Regions from separate parts of the Mus musculus genome. Here region 1 is linked to region 2. Evidence: chromatin loops called from intact Hi-C (ENCODE). Cell type or tissue: gastrocnemius. All regions are shown on one strand. Each heading gives the region's core, and the rest is flanking DNA. Links, peaks and the distances in the headings are about the cores only.

What was found. Hi-C counts contacts between places; a loop is a spot of excess contacts. Peaks named below come from ENCODE experiments on the same cell type or tissue, not always from the same donor. Only the 100,000 strongest peaks of a DNase experiment are listed, where the experiment ranks them.
Region 1: it touches region 2 in a loop (7-fold over the local background); 24 of 42 quality-filtered maps call a loop at or near these places.

Annotation. Positions count from the first base shown.
Region 1 is chr13:53,090,700-53,099,035 of GRCm38, reverse strand. No RefSeq gene overlaps it. Among named protein-coding and RNA genes, the nearest start is that of Gm52058, 75 kb to the left of the region's middle. In gastrocnemius, for the core only: a CTCF peak has its summit at 3,644 (motif pointing right); a DNase peak (open chromatin) is centred at 2,199; H3K27ac peaks cover 855 bases.
Region 2 is chr13:52,708,835-52,717,170 of GRCm38, reverse strand. No RefSeq gene overlaps it. Among named protein-coding and RNA genes, the nearest start is that of BB123696, 44 kb to the left of the region's middle. In gastrocnemius, for the core only: a CTCF peak has its summit at 5,019 (motif pointing left); a DNase peak (open chromatin) is centred at 5,012; H3K27ac peaks cover 723 bases.

The DNA.
Region 1 (8,336 bases), core at 33-8,032, 380 kb before region 2:
TGGCTGATTAGCTTAAAACAAAGATCTGTGATTAGCCACACATGTGGCTTCTGTTCGTCCTGCTCAGACCCACTCAAAAGAAGATGCTCTCCCATACTGCATGTCCTGGCACTTCATGCCAGGTCTAGCTAGCCCCTACCCCTACTACCTCCCATAGTAAAGGCTGACCCAGTAACTAGCAGAGGAGCCCAGTGTCTGCTCTATGCCCTGACCCCAAAGTTCTGGGGTTATAGATATACGCCATCTCATCAAGCTTCTATGTGGGTACTGGGGATCTAACATGGTGCTTGTAGACACTGTAACCCATGGAGACGTCATCCTTAGCCCTGCTCCTGGATCCTACCTAGCAATCCCATCCACCCGGCAGATCTCACTCCCAGGAGGAGGATGCACCTGTCCACCTGAGTGATCCCAGTGGTGTCTATTGTCCAAGCTCCTGTATGTCCCTCAAGTGCAGAACTCCCATTTGCTATCCAAATAGAGGCAGGGATGCTGAGACTAGGAGTGGCCAATTGCTAGAGGGGTTTAGGCAAGGGGTGGCCAGCTAAGGGTCCTTCTGAGCTCAATCCATTAGCTGGATGGAAAAATAATTGAACTTCCTGGAAGGCCCACTCAGACAGCGAAAGGAGCCATGCTTTAAGAGTTTAGAGTTTATGGGGCAGGATGGAGAAGCAGACCTTCTCTATACTAAAATATACTTAAACACACACATATATTTGTATAAACACATATATTATAGCAAACTATAATTACTGCTAAAACTTACATATGTTCATATACATATTTTCACGTATTCAGTAAGAAGATAAATTCCCTCCTAGCCATATTCATCACCATGACTTTTTAAAGGGTCATTTTCTGTAGTGGAAAAGGGTGACAGAAACGAGGTGAGGGACACAAATACAGCCCCAGAGTAAAAGCAGCAGAGATCATGAAGGTCCCTGGTGGATAGCAAGAGGGACAGATTGACAGGGAAGAGAGAGGCACCAGCCAGAGAGAGAACAAAGAACAAAAAAGGACCGACTTTATTGGAACAGGCAACTCCCATCAAAGGAATTGCAAGGACCGCGCCCACCCCATCCTCCCCGCCCTCCCCCCCCAGGTGGAAGGCCACCTGAAGACTCTGGGCCAGACTTTTAATAGGCTCCCCAGTCTTCTGGTCTCTTCCCTGGGAGGACTTGCTGTGGGGCTGATCCTCCTTTGGATAGTTCCCTCCCTCAGCTGCCCAGCTGGCTGTTAGCAGTTTGCAAGCCGATGTAACAGTTGTATCTAGGACAGGGGTCTGAAGTATCAGTAGATGATGAACAGGTCCAGGTCTGCAGAAGATTTCCAGCAAGGGTCTCAGTGCCAGAGCTGTAACGATGGCCCCCGTCAAGGGCCAAGGGTTCTGGAACTCAGGACCTGCACAGGGGCTGCCGTGTTCCAGGGCACCACTCGATGCTATTCCTGCCTGCCTGCTGCTGCTCACTGGGGTCAGATGCTGGGGGCTGGGAAGGTCGGCAGACAAAGTTTAAAAGATCTGCTTTTTTACCTAATTTTTGTTCACATGGAAGAGAAGAACCCTTGGCCAGCTAGCTACTGCTGAAGTGACCATCCTGGGTACTTTCTCAGCAATGGGAAACGAGCTAATGCGCTCAGGCGCTGAGGTAAACATTGTATGAATGCCTCTTTCTCAGCCATTAAAACAGCTGCTGTAGATGAGTGGTGTTGCTCTCCTGACAAGCAGAGGAGCCATACTTTAAGAGATTATTTTGGTTTTGGTTTTGGCTTTTCGAGACAGGGCTTCTCTGTGTAGCCCTGGCTGTCCTGGAACCCACTATGTAGATAAGGCTGGCCTCAAACTCAGAAATCCACCTGCCTCTGCCTCCTAAGTGCTGGGATTAAAGGTGTGCACCACCACTGCCAGGCCATGCTTTAAGAGTTTAGAGTTTATGGGGCGGAATGGAGATGCAAACCCTCTCTGCATAAAACAAGTTAAACAAATATATTTCTTTGCATAAACACCTATATTTACAAACTATATATTATTTATAAAACCTACATAGGTACATATGCATATTTACATGTATTTAGTAAGAGGACAAACTCCCTCCTAGCCATACTGATCTCTTCTCTTTAAAGGGTCATTTTCTGCATGTCCATGGTGTTCCGGGCTTCTCCAGTCCCCTGCGAGTACGTGTGTGAGCAGCAGGTGGCGCTAGAGTCCTCGCCACTGTCCGGTTGTATTTACTTTATGTCCAGTGAGTGTCCTTATCTGTTCTCAGGATCCACCCAGGTGGGTTCATTGAGCCAGACTCCCCATCTGTGGATTTGGAATGAAGAAAAGTGCCGAAAAAGAAACTAAAGGCTGACCAGCAATTTCCAAGCCTGATACAGGTGTGTGAAGGTCAACAGACAAGGTCCACCACAGGGACGGAATGTGTGCCCCTAACCGTACAAGACTGACTTTGCCTCCTGAATGCTAAGCATCCTCGTGCGGGAGGGAACATTGGACCGCTCGCAAGAGGCAGAAACAGGGCCCAGAGAGCAAAGCCTCTTCTAAAGAAACAGGAAGACAGTACCACGGAGTACACAGTATTCCCTGCAGTGCTAGTCACAGTACAATGAGGATGTGAAACTCTCCAGGTCAACAGAGGGTCTCCTGGGAGGGACAAAGGACAATAAGGAGGGTATGTACAATGTACAGTATTTATATGAACAGGCTAGCTAAGTTAAAACAAAACAAAACAAACAAACAAAAAACCAAGCAGCCAGCAGTGTAGAGGCTACCTCCACTAGAGTCGCAGGCTAGCCCCAGAGCCCAGGGGAAGCCCCGAAAGAACAGAGAACAGGAGTCTCTGTGGGAATTCTCTGTTGCTAATACTTCTCTCCCTTTTGTCATCCACAAAAGCAAAATAAACAAAAGCAGGGGCCCTGCTCTGGCATGGCATGTTGTGACCTGAGGAGTCTCAGGTGTGGATGGCCCTGCCTATGGTCAGGTCTCCTCCTGTGGAGGTTTGGAGGTGGGGTGGTGCTAGATAGGGGTGGGTAATGACCTACCGCTGAGAGTGTGTGGGAATGGAGCCCCCAGAAGGTGTCCCTTCTGTTACTTATGTCTGTCACCTTAAAGAGCCGCCAGCAGAAAACATCCATTGAAACGACGTGATGCTCTGAGACCTAAAAATACCCCCAATGCTCATGTGTCTTGTATCCCCCCACTGCAGCAGTGTCCAGAGGTGAACACCAAGGTGACAGAGTCGAGGGCTCCGATCTCATGCATAGATTAATTTACTGATGGAGTCGGAGCTTAACGAGATTATGAAGAGATGTTTCAAACTCAGGAGGTACACCACAGTGGGAGGCTGCAGGCTACTGAGGCCATACCCTTAGAAGAGATAGTTTGTTCCCACCTTGTTTACTTCCTGGTGAGCAGCTATGTCCTACCACACACTCCCAACGTGCTGGTCGGACTCACTATGGCCTTTGCAAATGACTGAGCCAGCCATGACAGAAGCCTCGGAAACCATGAGGCAAAATAAGCTGTCCCTCTTCTAAGTTGGTTCGCCTCGGGGATTTGTCACGGCAACGGAAAGGACTTAACACGAACCAGATGCGATCCAACACGGAAGTGAACAGGATTCGAGCTGCTGGATTTCACATAGAGGCCAGCAGAGGGAGATTTTAAACTCTCCTTCCTACCTGTAGGATTCTGTAGCAAGTGGGGGAAACCCAAAGCTGAAGGGGCGACAGATCTCTTTCCTAATCATCTGACCCAGGAAACCTGAGCTTCTAGGATGTCTAATGATGATGTACCTTACACACGTGCGCGCGCGAACACACACACACACAACTGGCATCACTGAACCTAAATTAGTCATTTGTAGGAAATTAAGAAATACCAAAGGGACCAACAGAGTCTCTTTTTCATTAAATCCACGTGCTTGCCAGAGGTGAACAGAGGTCAAAACAGACGACTGAAGGAGACAAACACTGCAAACTGAATTACGTTGATTCCGATGGTAACAAGAGTCACAAGTTGTCATTTGTATGATGAAGAAATAAACATCAAGGCGTAATTTTATGACTGGCTTGTTAGGCATGAAGTTAGTGGCCTCTGACTATGGAATCTTTGTCAAGTATTCGGGGCTGCTATCTTTCCTTTCAATTTGCAATGACTCTCAAGTGAGACCATAGGTATTTATAACTCAGTTACCACACCGTCTAAATGACGCTGATACTGTTAAGCCCCAGTTAGCTAAAAGACTTACCCTGGATGCAGTCTGTCTCTGATGACTTCTAACCATGACTTTTCTAGAGACAGTGCCTGGCGTTCCTTTCTCTTGGGGACCCTCAAGATGCTTTGTCTCACTCTACACACCTACCCCTTTAGCACGCTGAAGGGAGAGCTTTTTACCAGTCCATATGTAGAAAGCATTTACTGAATTGATGTTGATGGATTAAAATTTAAGATGTGCTTTCTGATGTAACCCTTGGGCTATGTGGACCGAATTCAGTTTCTGTTACACAGGATCTTCCTGGCCTCATTAGACTTGAGTAGGAGGCGTGGGTGGTTTTGTTTTTGTTTTTTATTTCCAGGAGCAGGTAGAGACTTACATGTCATAGTTTAATTATTTACCAATTTACCTTTTTATAACTTAAAAATTGTTTTTGGAGGCAGGATCTCCTATGTTCCAGGCTGGCTTTGAACTCGCTCTGTAGCCAAAGATGACCTTCAATCTCTGAGCCACCTGCCTCTACGTCCCAAGTGATGGCACTATAGGTGTGCACCAGCATGTCCTATTCATGCAGCGCTGGGCATCAGAGCCAGGGCTTGGTGCACACTAGACGACCAATCTACCAACTGCACTCAATCCTCACCATCACCCCATGGAATTCAGCTAACTAGGTCCACCAGTAAGTGTCCATACATACAGTGTCCTCTTCTAGAGGACGGACACTGTCTCTGGCCATGTGAACTATGAGGGTACCTTGGCCTCTGACCAGTCAGCTCCCTTCAGGTTTCTAATAAGGATAACAGGAATGGACCCGGGAGTGTTTACAAGTTATTACCAATGAAAAGAAGTGGACTTGGGCATTGTTATGCTAGGCCATGCAACCGGTGCATGGGAAATGAAGTGTGAGCTAACACCCAGACCAGGCTGCCTTGCTGTTCCTGTGATGGACCACACCATGTGGGTGAGTTGGAGTTGAGGAGGCCTCACCCGCAGCTTTTCGATATTGTGGAGACGAGGGTGCTTGCTCTTTTTAAAGCACTTTTCACTGAATCTGGAAATCACACGTTGACATTAAACAAGTCTTTCTTTTCCAATTTCTCATACTTACGTCATATTCTCTCAAATAAAAATGGCTCTCCAGACCAGAAATTCTCCATCCTGGCATCTATCCAAAAATGTTCTTTCTGCCATCCCAGTCATGACTTTGAGTTTAACACCGCCACCCGCTCCTCCTTCCTGCTCTCACAGGAGGAGCAAGTGGAAAGAAAGCATTCCTCCTGGGAGCACTTGAAATGAGTAATTCTCTGTCAAGTAAGTTGCTGGATTAATGTCACTGAAATGCAAACACTGACACTCCCTGCCACCAGGAAGCTCTAGTTTGCTCTGTTTGCATCTTAGTCAAGTTTTTTTTTTTTTTGTTTTTGTTTTTTTGTTTTTTTGCTTTGATGAAATACTGTAGCCAAAAAGCAAGTCGGGGAGGAAAGGGTCTATTTACCGGACACTTCCGGATCAAAGCCCATCTTCAGAGGGAGTCAGGACAGGAACTGAAGCAGAGTAGAAACTCTGGAGGCAGGAGCTGATGCAGAAGCCATGGAGGGTGCTGCTTACTGGTTTGCTTCCCATAGCTTGCTTAGCCTGCTTTCTTATAGAACCAGGACCACAAATCTAGGCAAGAGAAAAGGGCAGGGTATCACTAAAGTTGTTGAATGTCCAGCCTCTGGAAACGTTCATATGCAATGTGTAGAAGAGACGGCCATGGAGAAGGCCATGGAGAAGGATGTCACAGTACATGAATTAGCAGTGGTCAGGCACACTCACATCCAGGCCTCAGAGATCCACCTGCAACATGAATAATTTGAATTCAGTAGATTTTTGTTGGTTTCATAATAGATTTTTTTTTTTTTAGATTAATGTAGCTACCTGAGGGGGAATTGCAAGCTGATTTGTGTAAGTTTGAATATCACAGGTCTTAGCTTTCTAATTCCATCCAGATAGTGTACCAGTTTATAATGTGCATCAACCCATCTTGGTTTATAAAGATCAACTCCCCAGTGGTACACTTGAAGTGCGTTTTAACGACGTGAAGCTACAAATATAAACCGTATTTAAAAGCACACCATGTGAAACTTTTATGTGCTTTTGGTAAATAGTTTCCTCAATTTGAGAATGTCGCGCCTATCTGATGTACAGCGAAAATCTGCTTATCAGTGATTACGTGACGCCTCAATGAGAGGACTTTTCTCTTATGCAAATGTCAAGCAATAAAAGAAATGCCAGTGTTAAAAAAAGAAAGAAATGGAAATGACAGATAGGTAATTCTTACATTTACAGTCTTAGCTTTGACATTCCTTTCTGCAAATGAAAGAGCAAGCACCAGGCAGATAAATAGGGAAGACAGAAGAATTGGCTGCCAGTGTCCACCAGGGTCCAACTGATGCTTGCCCAACCCCTCCTCAGCAGCAGGACACAGCTTCTTTTTAGAGACAGAGAACACATCCAACGAGATCAGACTCTGAGCCATAAAGTGAGCCTCAGTGATTTTAAAGCTTATTTTTATTATTTTAAATTCTCTCCCCTTCTCTCTCCCTGCCCTCCCCCCCGTCTCTCCTGTGTGTGTGTGTGTGTGTGTGTGTGTGTGTGTGTGTGTGTGTACTCTCTCGCTTGCAGAGAGTCCACAGGCCATGACAGAATTGCCAGAGGAAGCCCTGAGAACCCACATAAGGTCAAAGATATTAGCAGTCTATAGCAGAAAACCAAGAAGAACTCCACCTGGGACAAGGTAGAAGGGGAGGATTGATGCTTGGATTTGTCCTCTGACCACCACATATGTGTCATGGTACACGTGTACGCGTCTACATACCTGAATGCACATGCGCGCGCGCGTGTGTGCGCGCGCAAACACACACACACACACACACAAATAGACACGTTGCACACACCAGACTGTATGCACACAAGCACATCTCCTGAAGATGCAAAAATCCTTAATGAGATTGTTAGTGAACAGAATCCTACAATATATAAAATGAAATAAACATCACATCCCCGTTCCAGCTGTGCAAGGCCGGCTTGATAACAAAGGTGATTCGCCTAACGAACCAAGTAGCTCAAAGACAAGAAATCACATGATCGCATCAAGCGAAGAAGGCTTTGAAGAAGCTTAGCAGTCGCAAAGGATTCGGGAGTTCTCTTGGGAAACTAGGAGTAGAAGGAGGGGCATCTTCCGCTTCGTGAGCAACAGGAGCAAGACCCGGCCGCCAGAACCACATAGAATGGTTGAAAGTTCTGACAGCTGAGTTCTGTGGTTGGGGGTGGGGAGGCAGGAGGGGGTAAGCCAAGGATCCCGCTCACTGCTGTAGTAATGCACTGTCAGGGCTCCAGACCCTCTGGGGATGCAGAGAAGAAAAATTCTTTGGTCACTTGCTGGCCATGGGTGGGCAATGACTGACATGTTTTTATCTTGGGGAGACTCTGACTCAGAACGCTACAATCTCTCCAATAAGCTCTCTAGGTTCCCACTAGTGGGTCGCTACCACGAAAACCCTGTGCTTCAAATCCCCCACAGCCTTTGTGGTGCACATCTGGCAAACCCACATTTTACCACTGTACCTTTCTCTCTTGAACCCAGTCGAATTGCCATGTGAAGGAAAACGTCACACAGACTCAGTTCAGCAACAATGATAACTCAATCTCTGGACACAGCAACTAAAACCTTATCTTGTAAGCCCTATTAAATCAGATTCCTTCGGTGACAAATCCTGAGAGATCCAGCATGATACAGGGGAAACTCAAGCAGCTACATACATCTTGCCCTTATGCTATCCCCATTCTAAAAAGATCTCTCTCCTGCTTCCTCTCCTGGCCTACCCAGAAGTCCCTCCCACTCACCCAGTGATTGGCTCCTTTATTCATTAGGGAATTGGTTCACAAGAACAGCACCAGGCCCCACCCACAATAAGCAAAAATGATTTAAAATAACTATTTCTCTTTGTAGATGGCATGACAGCTTGCATAGAGAGAATGAAGAGAGATTTAAAAAATAACTGGCAAATAGACAACAGAACGGCCAAATGCATAGAACTAATATTGATTCCATGGTGTCACACAACAGACGCTAGATAC
Region 2 (8,336 bases), core at 129-8,128:
GCCAAAAAGGGGGAGTGGGTGGGCAGGGGAGTGGGGGTGGGTGGATATGGGGGACTTTTGGTATAGCATTGGAAATGTAAATGAGTTAAATACCTAATAAAAAATGGAAAAAAAAAGATTTATTTATTTTATGTATATAAGTACACTGTAGCTGTCTTCAGACATACCAGAAGAGGGTATTGGATCCCATTACAGATGGTTGTGAGCCTCCATGTGGTTGCTGAATTGAACTCCAGACCTCTGGAAGAGCAGTTGGTGCTCTTAACCACTAAGTCATCTCTCTAGCCCTTGATGCAATATTTTAAAAAGTCATGTTCCACAAGCAAAATGAAGACATATTGGGAAGTAGATCCATGCCTGGAGCAGAGGAAATACAGATACTGTGTCAGGCCCCACAATCTAATCCAATCAGGAAAATACCAGACAAACCTAACCTCAGGCCAGGCTGAGGATTAGCTGCCTGGTTCTCTGCCAAAGTCGAGGGGATGAAGATACAGGAGCCTGTGGACACAGGGCATGATGGTCCCAGCCCCTGGGATCCAGGCACAGAAGACCATTAGTGGGAATCCTGCTAAAACCAGAGTGCGGTGGCTGCTGTAGAGTTGTCGATGCTACTGTCCTATGGTTAGGGGAGGAGGGGCTGGGAGGACATTGTGGTTCTTCTTATCCATGGAATCTATTATAGGACCCTAGCAAAAGCTCAAGACCAGGGAAAGTGCTGAGGCCTCCGTACACTGATATTCCTCTAAATACATATGATAAAGTTTAATTTCTAAATGAGGCCCAGGGGCAGATTAACACCAGCTAACGAGAAAGCAGGACAACCACAGTGATACACTAGTGAAAACTGCTGCACATGTAAGAGCGTCTTTTCTCTGGACTAGTTCACAAGAGAGTTTCAGACTAAGTAGACCTCTCTGCTAATGGAAATGTGGGAAACGCAGGACTCAGATGGAAGGACTCATGGACAAGAGAGCTTGGCACTAGTTTGAAACTCTCTCAAAGTTAAAAAAAAATAAATTAAATCACCTGCATTCATACACTGCAAATGTGGCCCACTCCAAATCAACAATTAAGGGAACAATATAGAAAACAGGACACAAGGATGGACAGGGCTGGGCTGATGACTTGGTGGACAATGTGTTTGCTAAGCAGGCTGGAGTCCTGGAATGGAGAGTCCCTGATCCCAGGGAAGCAGGGTGGGCTTGCCACCCCGTCATCCAGAGTTTACAAGGCATGCACAGGCTGGCTACCCCAGTCTCATCAGCAAACTGTGGGCTCAGTGAGAGATCCTGCCTCATAAAATGGAGAGCAGCCTTTGAAGATGCCTGATGTCAACCTCTGGCCTCCACACAGAGGCACACAGACACTCGAGAGCTCCTCATATGGTAACATAAATGTATACACATGTGCATGTGCGTGCGCGCGCGTGCGCGCACGCACGCACGCACGCATGCACGCACGCACGCACACACACACACACACACACACACACACACACACACACACACACACACTGCATGTATGTAAGCACATAAAAAACAGTAGCAATAGCCAAGGAAAGGTCTAGGAAAGCTTTCTCTGCATCTCCCTAGCTGTGTGGAAACTGCTCGCTGCTGAGGAATGAAAGCTGTGACAGGTAGAAATCTTGAGCTGCATCATAGATGTCATCAAAGATGTCATCAAAGATGTCCTTGTAGACATCGAACAGGTCATGTGAGCTGGGATTCCTTTCTAACTGGTCATGGAGCTAGGTTGGTGGCACCAGAATCAGGTGCAGCCAGGGGTGCCCCAAATGAACTCCCACAGGCCTTTGAGGATAGCAGGGTCTCTAAGCCATCTAATATAGTGGGGATTGAACCCAGAGCCTCTCATGTCCTTGACAGAAGCTCTGTCACTGGGCATCTTCTTACATTTTATCTTTTTGAGATCAGGGCTTACTAAGTTTCCCAGGCAGACCTTGAACTCACCATCCTCCTGCTCCAGCCTATCAGGTAGCTGCAATTGCAAGCCTGTGCTTCCCGGCTCAGCAGAACCATTATAACTGAAGAGATTAGTGGTCCAAGGGTGTGATGCAGAGGTTAACTCAGTGGTAGGGGCTTGCATTGGATCACAACTTGCTGGGGTTGAGGGTACAGTCCAGTCAGTGTGACATCTGCATCCAAGAGGTTCCATCCCCATCCCAGCACCACAGGAACTGGGTGTGGTCATGTAAATGTGATACCAGCAAATCCAGAGATGAAGACAAGAGGATTATATGTTCAAGGCCAGCCTGGGCTACCTGAGACTCGAAAGAAAAAAACCAAACTAAACCAAAGGTGACAATGGTTTAAAAGGAACTTAAGCCTTGGTTTCCCTGGCAATGCTCTCTCCTCTCTCTCTCTCTCTCTCTCTCTCTCTCTCTCTCTCTCTCTCTCTCTCTCTCTCTCACACACACACACACACACACACACACACACACACAAACACACGGACATGCATGCATGTACGCTTCCATGTACACTCTCTTAAACTTTCTGGCTTCATCTTCTTTGTAGCAAGTCTCTTAGGCAAGACCTGGACCACAGAGATGCTAGCTTTGGACATGACTTTCTGGGACATTCAGGATGCACTTGTCCTCTGGCTGGAGAAACCCCTAACACCATCTGCCCCTCTGAGTGGTGATTATGGTGTCACCTGTAGGACCTTGTGGAGCTTATACTTCCACTGCCCATCAGGAGTGACATATAAAGCCAACCAATGGATGTGTGCACAGTGATGTGTAGGCAGGCCACAATGAGTTTGTCCTGTGGCAGAGGTGTGAGACCAGTGACCCCAGCAACCTTATCCCTTCCTTGGGTCTATGGCCCATGGTGGGTACTGTAGTGCCATAAACAAAAAGCAACCTGCCCTGCTGGATGCTGGACATAAATTGGTAGTCCAGCCGTAGTGTTGTCTTACCTCCTTGAAGGCAGAGGAGGCATCTTATTGACCAGCAAGGAGGAGATGAGGAAAGGCCTTGGAGCTTCGGTATCACATTGAGGAGTGGCATGTGTGTGTGTGCTGTGGTCCTGTGTGTGTATGGTACATGGAATATGAACATATGTCTGAGATGTCTGTGTGTAACATGCATGTGAGTGGGTAGAAGAGTATGCAGTGTATGAGTGCATGTATGTGGGCATGGTTTTCAGAGATGTGGGTGTGTATGTGTGTGCTTATGATGTGTGTGTGATGCGTATTTGTATGTGGATGAGTATGTGTTTGTGTATGATGTGGGTATGTATAATGTGTACATGTGTATATGATGTGTTCATGTATGTAAATGATGAGTATGGTATGTATGTGTATGATGGATATGTGTGTGTATGTGTGTGCATGTATGATGTGTATGTGTGTGTATGATGTGTATGTGTGTGTATGATGTGAATGTGTGATGTGTATATGTGTGATTTGTATGTATATGTGTATGATGTGTATGTGTGTGTTGGCTTTGTCTCATCAGACCTGAGCCTTGGCCCTCATATAAGGCCAGGTTCTCCTGTGGCTCTGCAAAGTCCTGGGGAGGAAGGTGTGTCTTGTTACAGGGAGCTGAGCTGCTGGTTCTGTGGAGCAGATGTGTTGACTCCAGCAGGAAGCAGAGGAAAGGGACAAGAAGAAGACACAGCTTGACAACAAGCAAGACACACCTGTCTTGCACTTGGGTGTGCACAGGCTGGATCTTCAGCCTGCATTCGATGACACCAGCAGCCCATCCAGACTACCAACTCAGAAGCCTTGCCTGTACCTATTTTCATATGCTGCTGCCTACATACTCACATGCCAGCCGCATGTACATGAAGACACTCGCAGGTACACTCTCTCATAATTTACCCCCACACATATACCCACTCACTCACGACCGTGACTATACCCTGTAGGCACACACAGCTCACACGTGCACATACACATCACAGGCAGTCACAGCCCTGACAGGTCCACTCACTACCTGCACATACATCAGGTATGCACACATACCCACAGCCCCACAGCACATATATTCACAACAGTGGCACTCCACACCCGCAAACAGGACATGTGTTCCTATAGCCACGAACGCACATCTCCGTCAGCACGCTCTGCTTCTGTGACCTGGGCCTGAGGTTTGAGAATGTTTCCAACTTGGCCAGACTTCAATGGGACAGCACTTTCCAGTCTGAGGAGCAGGCAGTGAAGTGGGGACCAAGGGTGACATCCCAGGGACTGCATGATAATTAGAACCTGGTCACCCTGTGGAGAGTTCTGCCTTTAGAGACTTAGGCCTGTGTATGTATATGATGTATATGGGATCATAGCCTTGAATCATTTGGCCATGGTCCCTCTCCTCAGGGGCCATTTCCATACCCCACCCTCACCCCCATTCCCAGTCGTAGGATCCTTAACTGTTCTCTCCACAAGTGTCCTCTGCTTCTGAAAGTCCTAACTACCAGACTGGAGGCAGTCAGTCACCCAGTGGCTATGTCACTAGGCTGCCTTTGAACCTCATTGGAGGTCTCTCTTTAACTTGCCATTCTGTAGGACTTGTGTCCTATTCTTGAATGTTCTGGCCCTCAATGTCCGCAGCACTGTCCTGGGCCATTGCGTCTGTGTGGGAAGGTGGATTACCAGTGACATCCTCAGAGAATGCCCAAGAGGCTCCTCAGTAAACAACCTGCCTACCTCCTCAGGGTTAGCCTAAGCTGGACCATTTTATGGCCCTGAAACCAGACACCATTCTTTTGCTGCATCCCATAGGAGCCAGAAGAAGACAACGTGGAAATCAAGTTGTGTGTGTTTGCCTAAACCCACTTAACTCCCCTCTGCGGCTGTGAACCCTGAGCCTGGGATGGGACCCGTGAGTGGGAAGCTCTCTCCCAGCCTGGCTTGAATCAAGACTGCCAGCAACAGGCAACAGAACCTACTGGCTGTGGTAAAGGGCTCATGTTCAGTGTTGTCACCCCGGTGCCCTAGTCAAAAAAGAAAGGACTCCAGCTGTGGCCTGTGCTATGTCTGATGACTGCCCCCTAGTGTCCGTTTCTGAAATGAGTGCAAAGCTGGAAGAAGGATGCTGTTACTACTTAGAGAGGGCTCTGCCTAAGGAAAGAACTGAAAAGGACAGGATGACAGGACTTAAGAGACATTCCCGGGCCTACTGAGCTGGAGGACAGCCTTGGGAGCAAAGTATGCCCCATGAGCATCAGCCAGGAAGTTAGAACTCTCACATGCACACTCCTGTGGACTGGCCCCAGGTCCGTGCTGTTTGGTAGGGAGTTCTGCCTGGCAGGCAGTTGTGCCTTCAGGGCACATGGCTGACATTTGTTGCCGCTTACAGCCACCTGCCGGTCTGCAGTGCATCCTGGGTAAATTATTAACAGGCCTCTTCCTAGAGAGCTTCCCTAGAGGTAGATAGAGGCAGCCAGGCAAAATACCTATGTGGGCTGAGACCGGGACCTGCTAGCCCCTGGTGTGGGGCAAAAAGACAACAGCCTTCCTGTGGCCCTGCTGATAATTATCCACACACGGATCAGTGTGGGATGGAATCCTTAAAAACTTAAGTTATGGGCAGACTTGACATTGTTCTTGTACAGGCATGGGCTGGGATTGGAGAGGGACCGTTGTAAACCGGAGACAGGGATTAATCCTGTATCAGACAGTAGAAAGATGACCCACAATATTCTCAAAAGTGCAATCTGACCTCGGGGAGGGAAGGGCAGTGGGGCTGGAGTGGATTCTGGGTGGCTTTCCAGTCTGAAAGAGAACTTCACAGAAGGGAATCAGTCCCTGAGACAGAGATAAACAACAGGGGAACTGAGGTGAGCCTGCAGGAATAGCAGGTGCGGACAGACAGAGGCCATCAGGAAGTCCAGCCACCTTTACTCCTGAGAGACCCAAGGTGCCCATGATGCAGGACAGAAAGATGTGAAAACCTGTAGGGATACTTGTAGGGATAAAATCCACTGGGGGATCCCTCTCCAGCTGGACACACAATTCCAACACAATCAGTATTTACCATGAAGGTTGCCAACACAAGCGATCTTTGGTACAGAGACATCTTCAGGTACTGATAAGGTAGCAATAAGGTAGGTTCTGGGTCTGAATGTTGGCGGCCTGGGCAGGGCCTCTCCCCCTGGGTGTGTTTTGGAAGTCACTAGACTGAGATATCCTACCTCTCTGTAATTCTGTGATCTTGGGCCCTCTCAGCTGAGCCCTGTCAGGTTTCCCAGACATCCTCTACAGACAGCAGATTCAAAGCCACTGGAATCCTATTCATGGGTGAAGACAGTAGCATGGAACCTTGGCTTGGAGTTGAGGCCCCTAAAAGATTAAGGGGTGTCCATAGGCTGCCCTGGGTGACAGCACGCTGCTATGCCTCTCTCTGTCACTGCTGCCTCGGACATCTTCAGCTACACTTGAGGTCAGGTGGGAGAGGAGGGGCGGCCATGCTTTGGAAGAGGCAGAGAACACCTTAGCAGGAGACCTCATACCCCAAGATGGAAGCAGAAAAGGAAGGCATGCCTTTGGCCGCCCCTCTTAGGTAGGTACTTTAAAACAGGTAACACATAGCTCACTGCAGGTTCAATGTGTGATGCCTCGGTGACTTTGTATGGGCAGGGGCGCCAGGTCTGCCTTCTTTGGGGTTAGATGGAATAGATGCTCCTCCCTTCAGGCCTAAGGGCCAGACCTTCAGACTACAGGAACGTGTCTTTTGCAAGGCCAGCAGAGGCCTGGCATTGACCACAGACTGGAAGTAAGCTTGGAGCAGTAGCCAGAGTACAACAGACCAAAGGCAACCCCTGTCCACCTGGGATAGATTCTTTCACATTTGTATGGGACACCTGGGAGGTCATATTGGCCGAGATGGCAGTGGTGGTTATTATACAGCAGGTGGGTAGAAGTTAGTTTGTCCAGGTTGTCAGAGGCAGGTGCACTGTGGTCCTCAGCAGAGTGACCCACTGAGGTGTTTTACCAGAAGCAAGTTAACCCTGATGGTGGCAGCATGAAGCCAGGAGTTTAACCTGTTCTGGGGCAGTGGGATATTCGGAATTAGGTCCATGAGCCCTTCCAGGAGGCTTCCAGCTGCAGATGTGTGTAGATAAATGGCTCAGGGTGGGACGGGGAACCCGAGTGTTTGAAGAACAGGTATATAGCGGCTTCCAAAGGCTCCATAAAAAGCTGGACATGGACTCTCCCCTCTGTGGGATGAGGCATTGTCTCCTAAGTAAACCATGTGCTACATCCAGCCCCATGATTTGAATAGAGGAGGCAGCCGGGAGGTGAGAACCAAGAGGGGTTGAGTCCAGTCTGGGTGTGTGCCTCTGATTCTAACAGGGACAGCAGGACAGCAAGGGAGTTCCCCACTGGGAAGCAGGGGCTGATTTGAACTGGATCCGTGTGAAAGAGGTCAACGACTGATTTTTAATTGATCCAACCCAGGGTGTTAGGCAAGGGCTCTACCAGGAAGCTGCAAACACAGCTCTTTTGCTTTCTGCAGTGTTGGGATTAATAGTAATTGGGTTTTTGCAGAGGGGAAACAGTATGTGGGGGAGGGGTCACTCCAGTGTCACCGGGAGGAGCAGATCCAGGTCCACCGTGATCTCTGGTTGGTGCTCTCTGCCCCGGGAGCAAGTCTGAGGTCCCTCAAGAATGAGGAAGGGGCATGCGGAGGTGGATAGGCAATGCTTGCTTTGTCTTCTGCTTTCATTGTGGAAACTCCCAAAGTGACAGTCACTTTGAGAGTTATAAAGGGACAGGGTCTCATAAAATCCCAGGCTGGGGGAGCAGGGGGGCGGTTTAGGGGACTTTCGGGAAAGCATTTGTAAAGTAAATGAAGAAAATATCTAATAAAAAAATTGAAAAAAAATCCCAGGCTGGCCTTGAACTCACCGTGTAGCCTTGTGCTTCTGCTCTGTCTGCCCCCATGTCCTGAGTGCTGAGATTAGAGATGTGTACCATCATACTCAGTAAATGTAGAGCTGAGCCTCAAACCCGTGGCTTTGTGCACGCTGGACCAGTGCTCTACCAACTGCTTCTCACGGCCCCGGGTATCATTTCAGAGTTGAGTCTGGGTTCTTGTTTCCTGAGAACAGCATCTTGCTTTGTCTTCGCAAGGAATACCATTCACGTCTCTAATGAATGCATACTTGTGGGTGAGCGAGGATGAGTTTGGAGTCTGTTGGGACAAGCTGCGAAGGGATCATGCGAAGAATAATTAGACTGTCAGTTCTAGAGGATAGAGGGTGCATCCCCTCTCTCCCAGTCTCTTGGAAATCAGTGATTCACAAACTGTGCTCATGCCTGGGGCACGTGAACCCTGTCTGGATGGGGCCTGCACACAGAATAAT